Regions from separate parts of the Mus musculus genome. Here all the other regions are linked to region 3. Evidence: chromatin contacts called from ENCODE Hi-C or POLR2A ChIA-PET data. All regions are on one chromosome and are shown on one strand. The core of a region is the stretch at or near the end of the contact, and the rest is flanking DNA. Distances in the headings are between cores, read along the strand shown.

Region 1 (2,700 bases), core at 42-2,541, 51 kb before region 3:
CATCTCCATGCTCTTGAAGTCCAAGTAACCAGCAAGTTTCTGGGTTACAGAAAGCCCCCACATGGGCTGAGGTTGAAAACTTGTCCTGAATAGGCTGGTGTTTAATAGTCTGGTCCATTTGTTCACTGGGGGATTCCAAAGGAATGCCATGCTACCCTTATAACTAACATTTAACTAAGAGCCTAGTTACATAGGGAGAGCAGAGCTGTGAAGGCTGTGAGAACAGTCAGACGCCTCTCGACAGCAAAACACAGGTCACTAAAGAGGCACTCCAGGGGTATCACACACACCCCCATCCACAGAAAGCATGAGAAGAAATATTTCAACCCAAAGCAAAGCACGCCCCTCCATATGGCAGTGAACACCTAAACATGACTTAAGTCCAATCCAGAATATTCAGATGAGGAGGGGCAGGTCTTGAGTAAAGTACAAAGACAGTGAGTGAGTCACAACAGGCATTGCAGGAAGGAAAGAAGAGCTTGGAAGGGCAATGAGAATCCACAGAAGGACCTGGGAATGGGGCAGGGTGGCTGAGCGTGTCTCTACCTCCCCTGTACTGGACACGTTGAGGAGGGTCAATCAATATTAAAGGAGCAGAAAAGAGAGCTGATTGCTAAGGCAAGGTGTCTGGAAAAGTGAGAGTTTTGAATAGGTTCAATGTATTTGATGAGTGTAGGTAAGAGTGACGCCCAGGCCTCTGGTTTGGGCATATGTGTGGATGGAGGTGCCATGTCCCAGAAAGGGAAAACGAGACAAACGAGCATCCCTTGTCTACCTAACCTCCTAGGCTCAAACTAGCCAACCCTGTCGAGACAACAGGACCTGTGGGTCTGCCCCGAGGAAGGTGGGGGAGCCAGAGGCAGATGGAGTAACGCCTGAGACCCGCGTGCTTCCAGGCCAGCCAGGGTCCGTGTCCAGCCCACACAGCTGGCCCTACAGCCTAGTACTGAGACTCCCAGCAATGGGGTGAGCGCAAACAACAGCGCGGTGCTCAGCCGGGCAGACACGTCTGGCCCCCGAAACCCTCTCGGAAGACAGGCTGCCTCCGTGGGCCACAGGTCCCGCTGCGCCCTGAAGGTCCGCATCCTCCACCCCGCCACCCGGGCCTCCCATTCTCGAGCCCCAGGCCGACCGACCTCTGCCCCGAGGGTCAGGCCTCCGGCCCGTGGGTTCGCTCACCCCGATAATCCCCGACGCAGTCGCGAAGCACTCCAACGTGAACCTTGCCAGCTGCCGTCCCTGGGACGCTTTTCTCCGCACGCCGGTCCCGCCCCTCGCCCAGCCGCGCACGCGCACAGCCTCCCGCCCGCCCACCAACGCTGCCGGCCCCGCCCCCTGTGCGACCCGATCCAGTGGATCCACGTGTCCCCTGTGGCTGGCGCGGCCAGACCCGCCTCCCGAGGGCGACACCCTACTGCTAGGGCCCTGGGGAGGCCAAGAGGCGAGCTGGTTGCTAGGCAAACCTGAGGCTCCGGAACGTGGCTCACCGTGGGTTGTGGGCTGCAGGATCCGGAGGAGGCGGACTCCGAAGCTGGCCAGCCTCACCTTCTCTATACTTTGACGGATATCCTTGCTTCCACTACAAACTGAGAGAGTAAAACCCCTAACTCCTGTCCCAGTGAGGCAGCCGGTACTTCTCGGGGATCCTGCGTTTCCAAGACTGACCTGCTTCCATTTTCTTTTTGCTCCATTCCCTGAGCCGCAGCCTCAAGATCCAGCTAGTAAAGTTCCTGAAATCGTCTGGTTTTGTTGTTTTCTTTGAGAGAAGACAATATATTTAAAAAAAAAAAAAAAAAAAAGGATCCTGCCCTTTGATATTAACAAAATTGTCTTTCAGTGAATGTGTATAGATACAGATAGATATATGAGCTTAGGACTGTACATTTTAAAATTCCTTCTCTCCTTTGTATCTTTGAAGATACATAATCGTATTTTTTTTAGATGCACCTACATCAAAGATGGAGAGAGATTATATCAAAGCCCACCCCCACCCCCTCTTCCTTGTAGCCTTGAAAATTGCCCAACAGCACCGTTTTTGTCTCTTTGTCCCACTTTCCAAGATTAAGATTTCAACATTATCCATAGGGAGAGAAAGCCTCTTTCAAGAGTCCCTAAGATATTGCATCTCATTCCATCTCATTCTGAAGGTTAGATTAATTTGGTCCAGTTCATTCTGGGTACCCTGTAGTTGACTGCATTGTACCTACGATCCTTTGTCCTGGGAGCTACAAATGCAGGCAGTTTATGAAGCTCAGTAAGTAGAGACTGGACCGAGGGTAGCCTGGAGCATTCTTCACCTCACACCTCCTAGACTTTTTGTTTTGTTGCTGATTTGGTGTTTTGATTTTTCGAGACAGGATCTCTCAGTGTAGCCCTGGCTGTTCTGGAACTTGCTCTGTAGACCGGGCTGCCCGCAGACTCAGATCCATCTGCTTCTGTCTCCCAAGTGCTGGGATTAAAGGTGTGTGCCACCACTGCCCTGCTCAGACTTTTTTCTAATAAGCACTTGCCACCAAGCCAGATACTCCACCTTCTCTGTGGATGCTAGCTTTTGTCATCTTTCTCTTTCTACTGGATCATTCTTACCTGCATAGATGCTTGCCCTCTGGTTCTTTCCTACAATGCTATTGAAATGGCCATCTCCATGCAAACCAGGTCTCTTCTGACTTGCTTATTCCTCGAAGTCAAACATGGCTCCCA
Region 2 (2,700 bases), core at 138-2,637, 34 kb before region 3:
TCAAACTGATGATAGAGTCAAACAGACAAGAGCTAATGCTCTCTGCAGCCAGTCCTCCAGTATTTGCAACCGTGGTTGACAAAAGAATGGGAAGAAAAGATGGGGTTTCTTTGTTTCTATCAGTCTACCCTTCCCCTTTCTGTCAATCCTGCTGTTCCCTCTGGCCCCAGGGGTATCTCCCACTAACACTCTGACTAGGTAAATTGAAAACGCATTCTCAGGATACCCAAGTCAGTCTTTCACTCTTTCTGCCTTCCCCAACCCTCTCCCCACCCCATCCCCCTGCCCCACCGCCTCCGTGAAACCTAGTTCTGCAGAACCTCAGGTTCTGCACACAGGGGCAGGGAATCTTGCCTTCCAGGGAGGAAGGGGGCTTCATTTCGATCACACGGAGGAGCTGAAGTTTTGATAGGGACCGGCCCTGGTAATGGGCGTCAGGAGCCTGTGCTCTGATAGACCCGAAAACCTTAGTTCTGTACTGAAACTTGAAGCTGTAAATTTCCCGGCAGCAAGGGGCAGGGAGTGGAAGGACCTCCCGGAGAAGTAGAAAGCGGTCAGTTTCGAACTACTGAAAAGCTTGCCTGAAATCATTCTCGAACGTTTTCGGAATGGACCTCACAACAAGTGACTTAAGTACAGGCCCTGGGGATTTTTTTTTCAGTGTTGGCTGTGGTTTTAGCTACATCCTCAATTCCCAGGCAGGATTGACAGCTCCAGTTTCACCGAGGGTGGGGTCACGATACTTGCCTTCTAGCCAGGGTAGTCCTGGCTCCGCCCTCCAAGCCCCGCCCAGAGTCCTTTGAACTTCTGGGCACCGCTGGCCTTAGAGCGGAGCAGAGCGGAGTCGGGCGCTCCCTGGAGTTCTGATCAGCCTTTAGACACCAAAATAAAGTAGCAGCAAGTGGAAAATCAGCTGAGATCCTCTTTTAGAACCCAGAGTAGGCATTCCGATGGAAAGAGGAGTCCGGCAGTTAAAACAAACATAAACCCTCTCCGAGTTGGGGACATCCGAAGAGCTTAGGGACTTGCCCCGGCCGGTCTATCCGCAGCCCTGCGGGCGGGCGCGTTGCATCCGACCCGGATCCGCCAAGAGCCCGGGACCAGGACTGTCCTGTCGGCCGCTCCTCGGATTTGTGACGTGCCTCAGGCTGTGGCGGTGACGGGGCCACCACACAAAGCCGGGCGGTCCGGGCGGAGGACCCCAGGCCAAGAGTCCTGACGGGATGGGGAGGGAACGGGGAGCGAGGCGCCCCCGGGCTCCCGGGCTCCCCGCAGCATTAAAGTGAGCACCCAGTCAGCGGCGGGGAGCCGGCGGAGGGCGGCCCGAGATCGCCGTGTGCGCGCTTGGCTTCTGTGGCCTCGCTGGCGGTCGGCTCGCCTAGCCCGGCGGGGGATAGCCACGCCCACTTTGGGGTGGAGCCGCGGCCCGGGGAGGTTCCGCTGTTGGAGACGCCCGGGCACGGGGCGGGAGCTGTGGCAGCAGCTGCTGCACAGGAGGAGACAGCAGCGTCAGGAGCTGCTGCAGCAGCGGCGGAGGCTGCTTCTGGACGCCTTGGGGTCGCGCAGCCGCAGCCCCAGTCCAGAGGCTCCAGGCGGTGCGGTGGGCGCTGCCGCCGCCGCTGCTGCTGCTGCTGCTGCGGGCCCCTTGCCGTTACCCGGGCCCCCTCTGCCACCCGGGCCCCGGATGCCGTCTGCACTCCCGTCAAGCCTGCTGGAGAGTGCTCCCCAGCCTGGACGCCGCCCCCGGCCTGGTCTCCACTCCTCCGCCGCACCTCCCATGACAGCTCCTGCTCGAAGATGGCTGCGAAGGGCGCGCACGGCACCCACCTGAAGGTGGAGAGCGAGGTGGAGCGCTGCCGCGCCGAGGGCCAGTGGGACCGCATGTTCGAGCTGGCCCGGCATCTGCAGATGCTGGGCATTTCCGGCGGCGGCAGTAGCAACCGGCGAAACAGCCCGAGCGGCAGGTTCACCACTCTGGACACCGGTGAGTGAGGGAAGGGCAGATTCGCCCGGAGCGAGCGCGCGAAAAGCACCGCCTCGTCCAGGAAGCGCGACTCAACCGACCCGTCCCGGAGCCGGCGCTGGGTGCTACCCTCCGGCTTGCCGAGGCAGTTAGGAAAGTCGTCTGTCCCAAGAGAAAAATCGCTTTGCAGATTGGGTGTTTGAAGAGAAGAGAGAGAAAGAGAAAAGTTTGTGCTCTCTGCCTTTTAAGGTCACGTGGGTAACCCTACCCTGAAATGGAGGTTTCTGTAGGTATCAGAGAAGTGCATTCATTAGACCGGACCGTTGCCTCCCTAAACTGTCGAAACTCCCTCATGTTAAATTTGTTCCTCTGTGTCTTCTCTTATTTTCCCCTCAAATAAAGTTGAGACCAAGCTCTGTCCACAGCAGACTTAGACCGATGCGTTTGGTCAGAGAAGAGGCCGGCGAACCTCAGTTTCTTCGCCAGTGGCGGACACTGGCCCCATCCAGTCCTGGCAGCCTGTGGCTTTTGCAGCAGGGCTGGTTTAGTTGGGCTGGGCTCTTGTGCTGGGGCGGGAAAGCACCCTGATGGGGTAGAGGGAGAACCCCGCCCAGTCTTCAGACCCAGATCCTGTTTCGGGTGTCTTGCTCTCTGCGGTGGGAGAGGTTCAGAGCCCGCCGCGTGTGCACACCCACCTTTTCCGAAGTGGGCAGAGAATAAGTCCGACTATAAAGAGT
Region 3 (2,700 bases), core at 63-2,562:
GAGGAGCCCCAGGAAGAAACCTGGGCCTGCAGGGAGCAGCTCCAGGGGTTAGGCAGAGGACTGGGAGGAGGGTAAGGCTCACGACCTGAGCTGGGGAAGCTGGCAGCCCTGTCTCTGACCACAGCAGGCCTGAGAGCCCTCCCTCAGGCACCTGCCAAAAACAGGAACAGGAACAACTCTGCCCCAAAACCCATCACAGGCACGGGGACGGTTTCTTCTCTGGGTTGTTCCCCTTCTTTCTGCCTAGAGCTGGCAGAACCCATTTTCTGCTTAGGTCGAGGTGCGTTTGAGCCAGGTGGTCTGTGTATTTTATCATGCATTGCTTTAATCCCTAAGGCAACAGGTATTTCACACTGCACCCCAAACAAGAGAACAGGTGCTTTCCAAGGGGGTCGCCTCGCTGCTGCCCCTGCCTAGGTGGCTCCTTTAGCCCTGTAATCAATGAATCAGTCAATCAATAAATCAACCCCATTCTCCCAAGTTGCCCTAACTTGTCTGCCGGGAGTAAACTCTGAAGGCGAAGTGCACTTTAGGTTATCAGCGGTGGTCTTGCTTTTAGCGGCCACGTGCGTGTTTGTGTCTGCAGGCCTGGGGGAGGGGTACAAGTTGTTCTCACTGGGTTCAACCTGGAAGGCTCACTAGCAAAGCTTGTGTTGTCTCCCAGTTTTCTGTGTCTGCTTTGGGGGTGGGGGTGGGGGACAGGAGGACCTCTCTGAGGGCACGGCCTGTATCTGTTGTTTGTGCCCACTTCCCCAACGGCGTGAAGTGCTGCCTGACATCCTCTGTCTTTCATGCTCGGCTTGACTGTCAAGGTGGAAGTTTTGGTTTTGAGGCCGGTGATTTGGGTCTGTGGTGAAAATGAGCATCTGGATAATGGTTGAACGTCACCCGACCTTGTCCTCCAGTGGCCTCACTATTCTGGGTACTTGACCAGAGATCCCTCATGGACGTGCCAGCCCTCAAATGGAGACGTCTAACTAGAGTTGTATGTAGTATCCTCTCGACGACCAATTCTTACTAATATATCATTTTATTTCAAATCATACTCTCACCATTAAGCACCTACTGTGTGCAAAACACTTGTTTTTGACGAGTTCCCAGGAAATGAGGTGAACAGCAGGAGGCAGACTACTTATCTGTGGCCGTGGGTGCGATAGTCAGTCAGTCCGATAGTCAGTCAGTCCCTCAGCCTCTCTCGTTTGCTTCATGATGACTGCCAATGACAAACAGTGCAGCTGACCAGGTACTGAGCGTGCAGAAGGCACTTTGTAAATGGCATAGCGAACAAACGGAGTGCCAGGAGCCCTGGAGCACAGATGGCCAGTAGAGGGAAGTGTGAGAGTTTGTGAGAAGACCGCCGTTGTCTTTCTCCAGGGACTCAGAGCTGAAAGTGCTGGGTGTCTGTCGGCCATTGGCCTTGGGCACGTGATGCCCAGAAAGACAGGCATTGTCCAGGCTTAAGTTTTCTATTAGAAGGGGTTGGGGTGCGAGTATTTTATTTAGTTACGTATATTTGCTGGTGTCAGGAGGAATTGCAGGTCCCCTACACACTTGGCAAGTGCTCTACCATGGAGCTGCAGCCTCTCCCACAATAGTAATTTCTTTTTTGAGAGAGAGAGAGAGAAAGAGAGAGAGAGAGAGAGAGAGAGAGAGAGAGAGAGAGAGGATTTCTGTAGCCCTGGCTGTCCTGGAATTCACTCTGTAGACCAGGCTGGCCTTGAACTCACGGATCTGCTTGTCCCTACCTCCCGAGTGCTGGGATTAGAGGTGTGAGCCACTATCACAAGCTCACACTAGTCATTTCTTCAGAGCATTATGGGTATCAGGAGTTCTGCTTGAACTGGGGTAATGAAGCCTTATGAGAAATTTTGAAGGCTGAAAACTGTCAAGGGCTTTGGAAAATGTGCTGCACTGCTGGCTGTGGGGGTAGGGGGACTGCTGTCCTACTACGTCCCACCTTCCTCCTGGAGTCCTATGCTAGCTGAGCTGCTAACACCCCCACCACCCGCCTCTTGGCCAGTTGGACCTGACCTTAGTTGCAATAACCGGCTTCCTGGCTTCTCCTCATGCAGCCCGTTTCTGGGCCAGGGTTTGTTTGAGGCTCTGTTTGGATACTGTTAAAAGTGGGCAGCTTGGCTCACAAAGGTCATCAGGAGAGACCAGAACAAAGAGATCTTTCAAGCTGGCTTCTCACTGGGCAGCCAGAAAGGGCCAGGGAAAACCCCAGCTCCACCCGGCACAGACAGCTGCAGGTTGGGCTAGGTTTGCTCAGGCTGTGGCTGTCTGAGCCGTTTGAGAATGCCCCCACCTAGACATTTCTTAGAGGGGCAAGCTGAGGCAAGGGGTATTCTTAGCACGGGAGAGCCAGGCAACCCAGGCAAGGATTCCAAATCTCCTGTGTGGCCCTGGCCACTGGAACCTCTTGTATGGATTGTTTCTTTAAAAGCGGTCGATATAAATTAGGATTTACTCAAAACATGCCTGAGGGCGATGATTTACTTAGCAAAAGAGTTCTCAGGAGCCTGTTCAGATGTCAAAATCTCTTACAGATCTGAAAATTATTTAAAAAGCTAGCAGACCTTTGGGATGTAGGGTTGTGTTTGAATGCAGCATTTCGTCCCCGTGTGTCCTGGGAGTGGTCAGTGCTTAGATGTCAGCCCCATGTGTCCTGGGAGTGGTCAGTGCCTAGATGTCAGCCCC

What was found. A loop is a pair of places that touch in the nucleus more often than their neighbours do. ChIA-PET counts read pairs that join two places held with the same protein, here RNA polymerase II (POLR2A).
Region 1: POLR2A ChIA-PET joins it to region 3 with 20 read pairs in Patski. The contact joins the promoter of Mcfd2 here to the enhancer-like site in region 3. A Hi-C loop is called at or near these places in 1 of 37 maps with a recorded cell type or tissue (Patski). POLR2A ChIA-PET finds 5 or more read pairs at or near these places in 1 of 5 experiments (Patski).
Region 2: POLR2A ChIA-PET joins it to region 3 with 100 read pairs in Patski. The contact joins the promoter of 4833418N02Rik here to the enhancer-like site in region 3. A Hi-C loop is called at or near these places in 2 of 37 maps with a recorded cell type or tissue (Patski and heart). POLR2A ChIA-PET finds 5 or more read pairs at or near these places in 3 of 5 experiments (Patski and embryonic stem cell).

Annotation. Positions count from the first base shown.
Region 1 is chr17:87,264,656-87,267,355 of GRCm38, forward strand. It overlaps Mcfd2 (multiple coagulation factor deficiency 2), which reads right to left and starts at 1,292. Exons shown (of 4, transcript NM_139295.3): 1 at 1,180-1,292.
Region 2 is chr17:87,281,427-87,284,126 of GRCm38, forward strand. 4833418N02Rik (RIKEN cDNA 4833418N02 gene) reads right to left here and starts at 1,388. Exons shown (of 5, transcript NR_015506.3): 1 at 748-1,388. It overlaps Ttc7 (tetratricopeptide repeat domain 7), which reads left to right and starts at 1,460. Exons shown (of 20, transcript NM_028639.3): 1 at 1,460-1,984. The coding sequence starts at 1,798.
Region 3 is chr17:87,315,290-87,317,989 of GRCm38, forward strand. All of the region lies in intron 5 of Ttc7 (tetratricopeptide repeat domain 7), which reads left to right. Among named protein-coding and RNA genes, the nearest start is that of Gm52284, 9.6 kb to the left of the region's middle. Within about 2 kb of position 1,313, at least 1 of the 3 ENCODE cell types and tissues checked has a DNase peak (open chromatin) inside an H3K27ac peak, as active enhancers do.